Regions from separate parts of the Homo sapiens genome. Here regions 2 and 3 are each linked to region 1. A link is a contact called in ENCODE Hi-C or POLR2A ChIA-PET data. All regions are on one chromosome and are shown on one strand. Each heading gives the region's core, a stretch centred on a gene start or an enhancer-like site at or near the end of the contact. The rest is flanking DNA. Distances are from core to core; before and after follow the strand shown.

Evidence for each region. Hi-C counts contacts between places; a loop is a spot of excess contacts on that map. ChIA-PET counts read pairs that join two places held with the same protein, here RNA polymerase II (POLR2A). Pooled maps may share reads with other maps.
Region 2: a pooled map shows a loop between it and region 1 (25-fold over the local background). The contact joins two enhancer-like sites. A Hi-C loop is called at or near these places in 1 of 168 maps with a recorded cell type or tissue (PC-9) and 10 of 50 pooled maps. POLR2A ChIA-PET finds 5 or more read pairs at or near these places in 4 of 52 experiments (GM12878, MCF 10A, OCI-LY7 and 1 more).
Region 3: a pooled map shows a loop between it and region 1 (2.9-fold over the local background). The contact joins two enhancer-like sites. A Hi-C loop is called at or near these places in 1 of 168 maps with a recorded cell type or tissue (PC-9), 1 of 37 single-sample maps with no recorded cell type and 3 of 50 pooled maps. POLR2A ChIA-PET finds 5 or more read pairs at or near these places in 2 of 52 experiments (BJ and H1).

What each region holds. Positions count from the first base shown.
Region 1 is chr9:87,371,023-87,375,722 of GRCh38, reverse strand. No RefSeq gene overlaps it. Among named protein-coding and RNA genes, the nearest start is that of DAPK1, 120 kb to the left of the region's middle. Within about 2 kb of position 1,607, at least 2 of the 41 ENCODE cell types and tissues checked have a DNase peak (open chromatin) inside an H3K27ac peak, as active enhancers do.
Region 2 is chr9:87,532,818-87,537,252 of GRCh38, reverse strand. The region is part of intron 2 of DAPK1 (death associated protein kinase 1); the gene reads right to left. Among named protein-coding and RNA genes, the nearest start is that of DAPK1-IT1, 18 kb to the left of the region's middle. Within about 2 kb of position 1,297, at least 2 of the 41 ENCODE cell types and tissues checked have a DNase peak (open chromatin) inside an H3K27ac peak, as active enhancers do.
Region 3 is chr9:87,555,110-87,559,214 of GRCh38, reverse strand. All of the region lies in intron 2 of DAPK1 (death associated protein kinase 1), which reads right to left. Among named protein-coding and RNA genes, the nearest start is that of DAPK1-IT1, 3.7 kb to the right of the region's middle. RefSeq lists an enhancer at 3,212-3,381. Within about 2 kb of position 2,139, at least 10 of the 41 ENCODE cell types and tissues checked have a DNase peak (open chromatin) inside an H3K27ac peak, as active enhancers do.

The DNA of each region.
Region 1 (4,700 bases), core at 358-2,857:
TTTTATGAAGGTTGCATCTCCTATGATGGTGGGCATGAATGAATGACATCTTTCTGTACCTCCCCCCTCACTTAATTCAAAAGTGTTGATGAATCCTATTACTAATTGGATGGCAGTCTGGGCAGTAAGGTTTAGTGCCAACAACAGCAGTAGAGGAGGCAATGTTCTGGCAGCATGACAGAATCAGGATGTCTCAGGCTGTGATCTTCAAGCCTCTGCTGCCTGCAGATATGTCTCAAAGTATGAATTAAAAATCATTGAAATTTGAAGACTTTGGGCACTCTCTTCTCCCGTGCAGCTCTTATCTTTCCCTATTGTCCTCTTTCCCGCACCCCCCCACCCCCAACCACATTTACACATTAATGTTCCTTGGAAGGCTGTGAAGCCATTTGAGTTTGGACCCCAGTGATGTTTCTGACCTTGATGCTGTATCTCCACATACTCTGCATACCTGCGTATCTACCTTCTACTCTCTGTATTTCTCTAGTGTGTGTGTGTGTCTGTGTGTGTGTGTAAAACTCTTCAACAGGAGTGATGCTTAACTACACACCAAAACAAAGCAAGGCCTTCCCTAAATATCACCAACTGTTGATCTTGAACCTAAAGTTGTCATGAGAGCAAGCTCGTACTTTGGAGCAGTGTCAGGCTTTCATGCTTCAGCCTCGGGATTGAGACATTTGCTCCCTAAATGTTTTACAGACATTTGCTCCCTCAATGATGCTCTAGTTTCTGAGGAAAGTAAACAACTTAAATAAAAATTATATTTGCAGAAGTACTTGTGGGATGAGCCAGGTGTCCAACAAAAGTGGAGAAAGGTGCTAAGCTCTAGAAATTTTGTAGCCACTGAAGTAGACATGCAGATGTGAGGCCAACTGACAAGCACAGCTTTTGAAACTGCTTTTGCAAATTTATGACTGAGACAGTGAAAGAGATCTAACTTAACTGACTCCATCTTGCTTCTAACCTCCAAGCTGTCCTTGTTCATTCCTGGGCATAGGCTGAACTAACTTTGGGAGAAACTTACTTTATAGTTTGAACAAAGACGGTAACAGCCCTTTCCCAAAGCAGACCTCCTCCTTGTCTGGGTACTAGACTGCCTTTGTAGGACTAACGTTAGCCACGTGATTAGAAATTATGGTTTAGGAGTCATGCAGCTGGAGGCTACAAGATTCTGACCCTCCCTAAGTTGCTCCTAAGATCAGAGCTTGAGATATTTTGCAGACCTTGCACTTGAGGGATCAGCTGGCTCCACCCAGATCAATAAACTGGCTCATCTGATCTTGTGGCCCCCAACCAGGAACTGACTCAATGCAAGAAGACAGCTCTGACTCCCTGCGATTTCATCCCTGACTAATCAGCACTCCTGGCTCACTGGCTTCCCCCCACCCACCAAGTTATCCTTAAAGACTCTGCTCCCCGAAAGCTCGGGGAGACTGATTTGAGTAATAATAAAACTCTGGTCTCCCGCACAGTCGGCTCTGCGTGAATTACTCTTTCTCTATTGCAGTTCCTCTGTCTTGATGAATCAGCTCTGTCTAAGCAGCAGGCAAGGTGAACCCCTTGGGTGGTTACACTTTCAGGAGAGCTCTGAATCATAGCCAGAGCTGTGTTCACCCAGGGATGAGCAGGCTGGGACATTCAGAGCCTCCTTGTGGCCTGAATTCCTTCCTTGGGTAGAGCTTGTCCTAAGACACCTCGTTTCTATCTCAAGTAGACCCTGAGGCTCAGATGAGTTCTAAGACAAGGTAAAAAGAGTCCAGGGAAAACATGAAGAGCCAGCAAAGATGGCAGATGGCTGTGAAAAACAGTAGCAGACATCCTCAGACAATCGCTCAGTGCCTCGGAATGATTTTCAGAGATGTAAAAATGGACTCAGAGACAAAGTAGAGAAGGAAGTGAGAAGAACCCAGAAAATAAGATGTCATGTTATTTGTTTATATATTTGTTTTTGAGATGGAGTCTCGCTTTGTTGCCCAGGCTATAATGCAGAGATGCGATCTCAGCTCACTGTAGCCTCCACCTCCTAGGTTCAAGAGATTCTCCTGCCTCAGCCTCCTGAGTAGCTGCGACTACAGGTATGCGTCACCATGCCTGGCTTATTTTTGTATTTTTATTTTTATTTATTTATTTAGTTAGTTAGTTAGTTACTCTGAGATGGAGTCTAGCTCTGTCACCCAGGCTAGAGTACAGTGGGACAATCTCAGCTCACTGCAACCTCCATCTCCCGGGTTCAAGTGATTTTCCTGCCTCAGCCTCCCAAGTAGCTGGGACTACAGGGCTGTGCCACCGCACCCGACTAATTTTTGCATTTTTAGTAGAGACAGGGTCTCACCACGTTGGCCACGCTGGTCTCGAACTCCTGGCCTCAGGTAATCTGCCCACCTCAGCCTCCCAAAGTGCTGGGATTACAGGCGTGAACCACCGCACCCTGCCTAATTTTTGTATTTTTAATAGAGATGGGCTTCACCATGATGGCCAGGCTGATCTCGAACTCCTGGCCTCAAGTGATCTACCTACTTCAGCCTCCCAGAGTGTTGGGGTTATAGGTGTGAGACACTGTGCCTGGCCAATGCCGTGTTATCTTAACACGTATCATATATGTATGTGTTGGCTGTTGGTAAAGGAAAGCCTTTCCTAATTGTTAAAGTCAAATACTGTGTTAGGTGTATTTGTTAATATTTTATATTTACATATCATCTCACCCATTGTATTTTTTCACTTGCTGCCCTCTTGAAAACCACCTGCAAAACACAGGTGTGGGAGTAATTGTAATCTTTCATGGAAGGGGACCCCCGCTCTAGATTCCCTCGCAGTTGTTCAAGGCAGAGGAGGCACTCAGCTCAGGCTTTCAGTTCTTATCTTGGAAATAGTTTCAGTGAATTTTCAAAGTGGAGGCTAACACCTGAATGACAGGCTCATTATTCATGCTTGGTTTTATCTCTTTTTATTTCCAGCTATGGGGACCCAGCAGAGGAGGCTCTGTCTCTCGGGAATGCACTCAGTGGGTTGGGTCCCTTCCCCGCCTGGAGGTTACGGCCCTTGTGCCACTCCCTGATTTCATTAACAGCGCTTGAGGGGACTGCGCCATTTGCACGTACAGGGAGCAAGAGCAGGTCACGTAGTTATATTTTATCCAGTGTTGCCTTTCTCTAAGGGCGACGTTATCTATTAACCACTTTCTCTCTGCCCGCATCCCTGCTAGGTGTTGTGAAAAGTAAAGATGTAAAATTTCTGAACAATTTAAAGCTACAGTAAACAAAACATTTTCTCTGTGGGAGGTGGGGTTGGAAGGAATGAGAGGGAATCCATGTAGATAATCTAATTCTGTTAGTGTATGAACATCAGTATGTGAGTTCTAATTCCATGCGCTTATAAAATTCTCATGCCAGAAATATTCTGGAATGTGAAAAGCCATCAATGTCTTTTGCCTGGGCTACTACAGTAACTTTATTTTATTTTTTTATTTTGATACATGGTCTGGGTTTGTTGCCCAAGCTGGAGTGCAGTGGCGTGATCTCAGCTCACTTCAACCTCTGCCTTCCGGGCTCAAGCGAGCCTCCCACCTCAGTCTCCCTGGGATTGCAGGCACACGCCACCAAGCCCTGCCAATTTTTGTATTTTTAGTAGAGATGGGTTTTTGCCATGTTGCCAGGCTTGTCTCAAAACTCCTGGGTTTAAGTAATCTGCCTGCCTTGGCATCCCAAAGGGCTGGGATTACAGGCATGGGCCACCACACCCTGCCCTGCAGTAAATTTTAATTGATTTTCTTACTTTCTGTCACTCCCTATGTGACACACTGTTCTCCATGTAACCGGCTTTCAAAAGCTCAGGAGGGCACTTTCCAGCACCTCATTCCTCCTGGGATGAAGAAGCCCCAGGCCTCATAAGCCCGTGAGGCCTGAGGCCACCCAGAGCCCACCCCACCTCCCAGCTCTTTGCCAGCCATTCCCTGCCACCTGAAGGCTTCCGTCCTGCAGGATGCTCTAGGCCTTTCCACACCATGGAGCCTTTGACCACATAGCTTCCTCTCCGTTCCTTGCTCTCCCAACTCTCCTCCTCCAACTTACTTAGTAAATTTCATTCTTTTAAAAAGTGTACTTGCTGGTGCTGTGGCTCATGCCTGTAATCCCAGCACTTTGGGAGGCTGAGATGGGTGGATCACCTGAGGTCAGGAGTTCGAGACCAGCCTGGCCAATGCAGTGAAACCCTGTCTCTACTAAAAATACAAAATTACCCAGGCGTGGTGGTGGGTGCCTATAATTCCAGCTATTCGGGAGGCTGAGGCAGGAGAATCCCTTGAACCTGGGAGGCGGAGGTTGCAGTGAGCTGAGATTGTGCCTTTGCACTCCAGCCTGGGCAACAGGAGCGAAACTCCATCTGAAAAAGAAAAAAGTGTATTCAATTGTCCCCATTCCAGAAAATTCTCTGTCCCTTCTCTCCTCCAATAACTGATTCTTCCCTTGTCTGTTCCCCCACAAACCTTCCCGTGCTACTTTTGGAGATCTCCTCTTTTATCAGAGCTAGTTGTTTATGACTCTTTTGGATGGTGGGGTATGCTTGTGTGTGTGTGTGCATGTAAGTGTGAAAGAGAAAGAGAGAGACAGGGTCAAAGAAGAAAGCATACGGCTTGGGGAATGGAGTACCGACTTTTCAGAACAGGAGAAATGCCAGGGAGACATGCCCTCAAAACCCACGACGGA
Region 2 (4,435 bases), core at 48-2,547, 160 kb before region 1:
GCACTTTGGGAGGCCAAGGCAGGAGGATAACGAGGGCAGGAGTTCGAGACAAGCCTGGCCAACATAGTGAAACCCTGGCTCTACTAAAAATACAAAAAATTAGCCAGGCGTGGTGGCAGGCGCCTGTAATCCCAGCTACTTGGGAGGCTGAGGAAGGAGAATCGCTTGAACCCAGGAGGCAGAGCTGCAGTGAGCCAAGATTGGGCCATCGCACTCCAGACTGGGTGACTGTGTGAGACTCCATCTCAAGAAAAAAAAAAAAAAGAAAACTTCATGTCTCCAATATCAACTTTTTCAAGGTAAAATTTAATCTAAAACAACTATTACTGCTCTGATGGTAGAACTAACACCACTACTCCACTAGAAAAATATAAAATAATCAGGTTAATTAAAGTTCTTCCCCATTGTTGAATTTTGAATAAATTTATTGTTACTGTGCCTATTCAAGACAATAAAGAATTTAAATAAGAATAAAATATTCTCAAAGAGAATATAATTTGCCCTAAAGGCAAATAACATAGGAAAAGTAGCTATAAATACGCAAAAGAAACAAGATAATCCTAGTAAAATTTGAGTCTGACATGGGTAGGGGTGGTGGGGTAAATCAGCTCCCTGATTTATTTATTTATGCAATAACAAATAAAGCACTTAAATCAGTATTTTAAGTGCTTTAATTTTTATTGTGTTATTTATTGGTTAAGTTAAAATTATTATTCCCCATAAGATTTTTACAATTCCCACATGACTTGCAGATTTTTTTTTTTAACTAATTGTCAAAATCTTAGGCTCTTGGCTTTCAAAATCAGTACAGACAGATAAGAGCTTTAAGTATTTCGCATTTCCCCAGAGGAAAAAGTCAGCATCATAAACCACATGGGTCACATGCTCACGCACATGGTGTCTTAAAAACACCTTCACTTGCAGATAGGCACCAAGACTTACACCTTCTACCCTCGCCCATCCTGAGAACATGTTTGGGAGCTCTCTGCGCTTTGTGGGTCCAAGAACAAACCAGAAAACCCAGACATCTCACACTAGTACCTCTGCTACATGTCCTTAACCCAGAGGCTGTAGCTTTAGGGAAGGGGCTGCTTTGAGGACACCAAACTGCTCCTGAGCTCCTAGAGCTCGCAAGGGCTGTTTTGAGCAATATACTAACTTAGAAAACAAGAAAGAACATAAATGAATCAGCTGGCAAGCCCCATTTCACTTGGGAGGCGGAAGAGGCTGGGGACAGGTATAAATGACCCTCTTTGAAAAATCAAGTATCATTTTGTTTCTCACTACCAAGGTAACAGTCTGCTGTGGAAATTTCAGAAAACCGATGAGCAAATGGAAAATAAAAAGCACCCAGATGTAATCCTCTGCCCAAAGATAAGAACCTTGGGCCTTCCGGTTTACATCTGTGTCACCTTTTTTTCCCCTCTTACATACAAACATATTAAGTTGCCTTAACTCTGTGTCTTGGGGGAAGGATATTACTATACCGTTGCCTACTTTATTTAAAATAATATATATTTATCTAATGATTTTGCAAAGAATTTATTTAGAAAGTTTATGAATCACCATAATCTAAGAGATCTTGAATTATGTTCCTATGATAAAGAGAAATAAAATACTGGTGGGCTATATATTTAGGTTAAGTAGGGCAGAGACTAAACTTTCTTGGAGAAAAAAAAATCACATTTATAGACAGTATTACATTAAAGGAACATTATATATTTGATATCAAAGGAGACCTTCACACATGAGAACCCCAAATTAGGATCCCATACAGACCAAGTTTCAAATGTTCAGCTGTTTTTTAATCACACTCAAAGCTTAGCAGGGCTTATAATTTTTATGTAATTCAATATCAAAAGACAGACTAGTTTCCCATAAAATACTAGAATTAAACACTAAAATAAATCTAAAAAACACTAGTGTGATAGAGCATGCTCATAAGCATCTCTGTGCTGATTTTCTGCTTGATGATGCCTGGAGAACAGTAATCCCCCCATCCTTAAAGAGAACGAAAGGGGGGCTAATGGAAATGCAGTTCTCAAGCCAGAGGTGACACCAGAAACAGGGGCCATTAAAATAGACAGAGCTTGGCAGGATTTGCCTGGGGCTAGAAACACACAGAAAACAGAAAAATGGATGGTCTCTGTGTCATCTGTGTATCCATTTCCACCACGGGCTTCAAGAAACTAAGAACTGATGGTGAGGATTTCTCCTTTAATCTTCTGAATAATGCCTTCCAGAAAGTGCTCTTCCTATTGATAAACACATTTGCACACATCAAATCAATTACAGAAAATAAATCAAGAATCGGACGGGGTGGCTCATCCCTGTAATCCCAGCACTTTAGGAGGCCGAGGCAGGCAGATCACCTGAGGTCAGGAGTTCGAGACCAGCCTGGCCAACATGGCAAAACCCCATCTCTACTAAAAATACAAAAGTTAGCCAGGCGTGGTGGCACGTGCCTATAATCACAGCTACTTGGGAGGCTGAGGCAGGAGAATTGCTTGAACCTGGGAGGCGGAGGTTGCAGTGAGCCCAGATCGCGCCACTACACTCCAGTCTGGGTGACAGAGCGAGACTCCGTATCAAAAAAAAAAAAGAAAAGAAATCAAGAAAGGACACCTCACACTTTAAAAATAAGGGTATCTAACAGGAAAGCATTTAAACCATTCACTCTACCTGTCCCAACAGTGCTTACCTAACAAGAACACTGCAGATGCATAAAATGATTTTTGCTGATCCTCAGGTTGGAAATGGAATCCCAACTAAGGCATCCTACTAATAACTCAAAATAAACTCAATGGAAAGTAAACATCTATGAAGTATCTGCCTGGGAATCAGCATTGTATGTAGGGCCTTCGAAGATCCAATGAAATGTCCAGTGTGGTACCCCTGCCCTTGAGAGCAATGATTGGGAGAGGCAGAAATTGTCAATTTCAAAACTGTCAAGCCAAACCAATTGGAACAGCATGGCAGCGTTAAAAAAAAAAACAAAAAAAAAAACTGTCAAAATGAGCCAACTGCATTTTGGCCATATGTGTGGCATATCGCACATTGCACATATATTGAAAAGTATGCCTAATGTTTACCATGCATTTTTTCCTAAGAATTCATGGCAGCTTGCAAAATTAAAAAAAAAAAAATCGCAAGAAATTGGAATAATAATTCCCACAGGATCACAGTCTAAGAAAAGTGTTTTTAAAATTGCAAAGCATTATGCAAATGTATAACTAAATGGGCCTAAAGGACAGGAACCTGAGAACTGCTGTTAGAAAATGAGTGGACTCGGCCAGGTGCAGTGGCTCACACCTGTAATCCTAGCACTCTGGGAGGCCATGGTGGGCGGATCACCTGAGGTCAGGGGTTTGAGACCAGCCTGGCCAACATGGCGAAACCCCGTCTCAACTCAAAATACAAAAATTAGCCGGGCATGGAGGCATATGCCTGTAATCCCAGATATTCGGAAGGCTGAGGCAGGAGAATCGCTTAAGCCAGAGAGGCGGAGGTTGCAGTGAGCCCAGATCACGCCACTGCACTCCAGCCTGGGTGACAGAGTGAGACTCCATCTCAAAAAGGGCAGGGCAGAGCAGGAAAAGAAAAGGAGTGCACACATGGACCAATTAGAAATTGTTCCTATCATAAAAAATTTCTTTGACTGTCAAAAGGTTCCTCACTGGTCCTTCAGGTAGCAGGTTGCCTACGTCTTTCAAAGCTCCAGGAGCCTTCTCTGCTCATCTCTGCTCCCCAGTGGTGGCTAGCACCCCACAGGAGCAGGTGCCTTCCAGCCTGAGTTGGCCTGAGGTCTTGGACCTGTGCACCTGGCTGATGCTGCCTGTGAACACATGAACACTCCTTCTCCTGCCCCTGGATGCGGTCTGAGAGAACATAAATGTGTTGCAAAAGTTAAAGGTGTCAAAGACTTCAGCATCTTTACTTTCACAATACTGGTCTGGTGCCTAAGCACTGGTAAATGTAGTTCTCCCAACAGTTTCTCAAAGCCTGCATTACTTTATGGACAATTTCATTCTTTTATTTTTACATATAGATATGCATACATATCCACACACACGCATGTGTATATATATTTTATGTGCATGTACACAAAATTTACAATGTGTGTGTGTGCATACACAGGCACACATATTTTTTTAAGCCAGGCCTTAATTACATTATATCATTCTGCTTGTTCCCATCTGCTTTTAACTCCCACCTTTTATTCCATTCAGGAAATGAAAATATTCCACACCCTTCAGACTAAGCCTAATTAACAGTGGAAATAAAAGTAACCTATTGTTGAAATGTACTAACATCTGTAACTTATTCTGAAATACATAAAAACTGAGATGGACAGATGATTGTACAGAGAGGCGATAAAGGAAATGTGGCAAAATGTTAGTAATTACAGACTCTGGGTGGAGGGCAAATTGGCGTT
Region 3 (4,105 bases), core at 890-3,389, 180 kb before region 1:
CTCTACCTTAATTTCTTCATTTGTAAAACAAGGATAATATTTCATCTAACTTATAGGGTTAAGTAGATTAAATTAGATAATACACGTCAAGCACAAAATCCCCGTCTCAGAGTACAGGCTCTACGAATGCCAACTGTCATTTTGTTGGGGAGAAGGAGGAGATAGCTGGTGCATGCATGTGCACACACATGCACCTGTGATTTCTTACAGAGAGAGACCATGACTTACCCTCCCCTCCCCCAGAGTGGGAACAGTTTTCAACAAGTGACTGGAATGGGTGGTACCTCCCTGATGCCCCACTGGGTAGAGGCCCTGTGGGCAGGTTCCAGGCAGTCTGGTTTCTCCTTTCCCACCTGCCTAACAGGAGTCCGCCCACATGGAGCATGGGAATCATGCTTTCTGCACGTGGGAGCCCAAATGGGTAGATGCAGCTCACAGAGCAGGCTCTAACTGAGCCCCCATGTGGCTATAGCAGGCTGTCCAAGGAATCCAATGAAGCAATGAAGGGGTCTGCAGACAGGAACTACCAAGTCAACAAAAACTCCCTCCATCACAGCCCTTCCCTGCAATGACAAGTCACAAACAGCAGAAACCAAGAGACCAGCTAGTATCGAGGAATTGTTCGTTTTCGTCGAAAGGGACGTTGGTGTGCAATGACCACCTTACAGCTTGTGTATCTGTACTCACACGGCTGTGTGTGTGTGCATATGTGTACTTATGTATGTGGAGCATATTATCAAGTGATTCTGAGATCCTGTATTCATGGAAGATTTTTAGTTGCAAAGCTTATTCGACTAGATCCCTTCATTCTTTTTCATCTTGCTTTATTTATTCTGTCCCGTTGATCTGTGGGTATATCCTCAGGGGTGCAATGCAGTCCAGTGGCCTGCTCTTGACAAAAGAGCATGATCCATTTTGGTAAATAGCTCCTGGGATGCTTCAGGGAGAGGTGCTGACAGGCCAAGATGCATACCCACTGTGCAGTAACATGTGAGTCCCTAAGAGAGTCCATGACCACCATGTGAAACCAGACAGACCACAAGCTTCTGGCAGCTCTCAAGGGGCTGGCAAGATGACAGGACTGTGACAAGCTAACTGCCCATTACCACACTGGGCAGGACCTCACAATGCTGCTGATCAAAATTAAAATGAAAGATTTATTATGGCTGAGCAAGTAAAAGAAGGAAAACATCCAAAAGATTCCAAACTGACTTATCCAACAAGAGACACGCCTGGCTAAAGGATTCGGTTTTTGTTTTTTGTTTGTTTGTCTTCAGACGGAGTCTCACTCTGTCACCCAGGCTGGAGTGCAATGTCATCATCTCAGCTCACTGCAACCTCCGCCTCCCAGGTTCAGGTGATTCTCAAGCCTCAGCCTCTCAAGTAGCTGGGACTACAGGTGCATGCCACCACACCGAGCTAATTTATGTAATTTTAGTAAAGACGAGGTTTCACCATGTTGGCCAGGCTGTTCTCGAACTCCTGACCTCAAGTGATCCACCCACCTTGGCCTCCCAAAGTGCTGTGATTATAAGCATAAGCTACCGCGCCCTGCCAAGGATTAGGTATTTTTTAAAATCCAACACATTTTTCTTTTAATGGATCACTTCTCAATGAGTAATGTTTTAACAGGAGGGGGGTTCTGTAAGAGATAGAAAAAAAATCTAATGGCTTTGTCCCAAGATCATTTGTCAATAAAAGCTACTGACCATTTAATATTATTTTAAATTCATAATTCCTTAATCGGCATGGTTTTAGAGCTCACAAAAGATGTTTTGAATCACAGGAAGAAAGCTGTATTTTCTTCATGAGATTAATAATCTAATTTGGAAGGACGAGGAAGGCAGTGGGTGAAACGTAGAAAGAACACGACAGGAAGGTACAGGACAAAGGGTCTCCCCTGACAGGGCCATGGTGGGAAATGAAGATGTGGGTTTCCAGACTCTTCTCAGATGGATCTGAGCATTCCTCATGGGGCTGCCTGGATGGATGTGTGGCTGCCAGGTAACACTTGCTTTGAACAAAGGTTCTGAGCCCAGAGGTTTGAAAACCACTGGCCTTACAATGCCAGACACTGAGCTTCGAGGATGTTGAGGAAGAGTTGCTCCTCCCTTCCCGCAACACCGCCAAGAGGGAAGGGTGAGGGGAAGGGCCAGGCTGCCTTCCTCTTTTCTGTTCTTTATGAGATATGAATCCCTAGAGGCCAAGGGGAAAGCCGAAGGTCAACTGCCCACCTCCGCCAAGGTTCCTGATAACACATCTCAGAGAAGCTCCTCTCCCACCCACAACTGCAGGACTGGCTCTTCAAGGAACACGCCCAAGGCAGCCCAGGAGGCCTGGCCTGCAAAGGCTCTGCCCAGCAGGCACAACTCATGTCTATTCTCACTCCCTACTAGAAACAAGGACCAAGAAAAGCAATTCCAAACCTGAGGAGAGCATTCCTTCTCCTGAGGGTATGGGCTGAGGAGCCACACAGGCCTCGATATGTTCTCCAGCGAGCTCCTGGAGCGAGAAGTACCACAGCCTTGTACCATGATCACAAGTGAAAGACCTCACCTTTCAGAGACCAAACCCTGCTCTGTGAAAGGGTAGCTGAGGCTACTCCACAGAGTTTCAGCAGGAGACCGCCATCCTCCCCATGCTCTGCCAATCCCCCGCACTCCTCCTGACATTAGCATGATGGGGCCAGGCTGTAGCATTCACTGATGTGGCCAGAATACTAACCCATGCATGGCTTCCCATGACACTGAATAAATCCATGATTCAAAGACAGCAAAAGGAAGCCCCTTTGCCCGTGACGGGCAGCATGCACAGTGGGTACAGGTACACACACGTGGGCACCCTCCCCAGCTCTGTGAGCTTTGACAAAGGAAGCTTGGGCAAAGTACCTTGCCTCTCTGCACCTGTTTCCTCCTCCATAAAATCAACATAATACTTGTACCAACCTCACAGCGCTGTTGTGAAGATTAAATGAGGTAACACAGGAAAAAGCACTTAGAACAATGCCAGCCCACACAGGTGCTGGGCTGCATAAGTCATTATTAACTACATGTCCACCCAAAATGTCCTTCTATTTTTGGGTCCTGCATCACTGATGAGTTTCGGTGACGGAGATTAGAATACAAAAAAACAGTTCTTCATATGCCCCGGGCAGTAATTACCATGGTGGCATTTACTCTTGCTTCTTCCTTCATAATACCTCATTTTCTCATTCGTCTTTTTAGGAATAAAACAGAAGCTACTGACAACACGTACTAGTGACTACTTCCATTCCTCTAAATAATAATTTTCCCATGCAATTGTTTAATCATATTGATATGGAACTCGCCTAGCTTTTAGTTAGCCGGTAATTTGTTAACAGTGTGCTCTTGCATGACTGCATATTTGTTCTTAACGATAAGCTTTAAAGTGCTTCTGGCTGCAGTGGCTTACGCCTGTAATCCCAGCACTTTGGGAGGCCAAGGCAGGCAGATCACCTGAGGTCGGGAGTTCGAGACCAGCCTGACCAACATGGAGAAACCCTGTCTCTACTAAAAATACAAAATTAGCTGGGCGTGGTGGCGCATGCCTGTAATCCCAGCTACTCGGGAGGCTGAGGCAGGAAAATTGCTTGAACCCGGGAGGCAGAGGTTGCAGTGAGCCGAGATCACACCATTGCACTCCAGCCTGGGTAACAAGAGCGAAACTCCATCTCAAAAAAAAAAAAAATAACTAAATAAAATAAAGTGCTTCATGATAAATAAATTTCACTTTGTTTTTTCTGTTGTTGTTTGTGTTACTAATACTTCTTGAGGAAGTATATCAGATAGCCCCAGGGTGTCATTCTCATCTAGTCCTTGTGTCTGTGACAGAGAAGGAAAAGAGAGAAGGCAAAAGGGAGGGCAGATATGTTGCTTAAGAGGTCAAGACAAGGCTTAGCTGGGACCTAATTGTCTGACTTAATGTCTGCTTAAGAACGTGCTGTATTATGGAAATGCCCTAACGGGACAGCTAGATCAGGAACTGGGTTTTCTGGGACCATGAGGTTTAGAAATAAGGAACTTCCTTTGCTGACAAAAAGGGATGTTATGTAAACCCCCAAGTCCTTAAGTCATAATACTGAGGC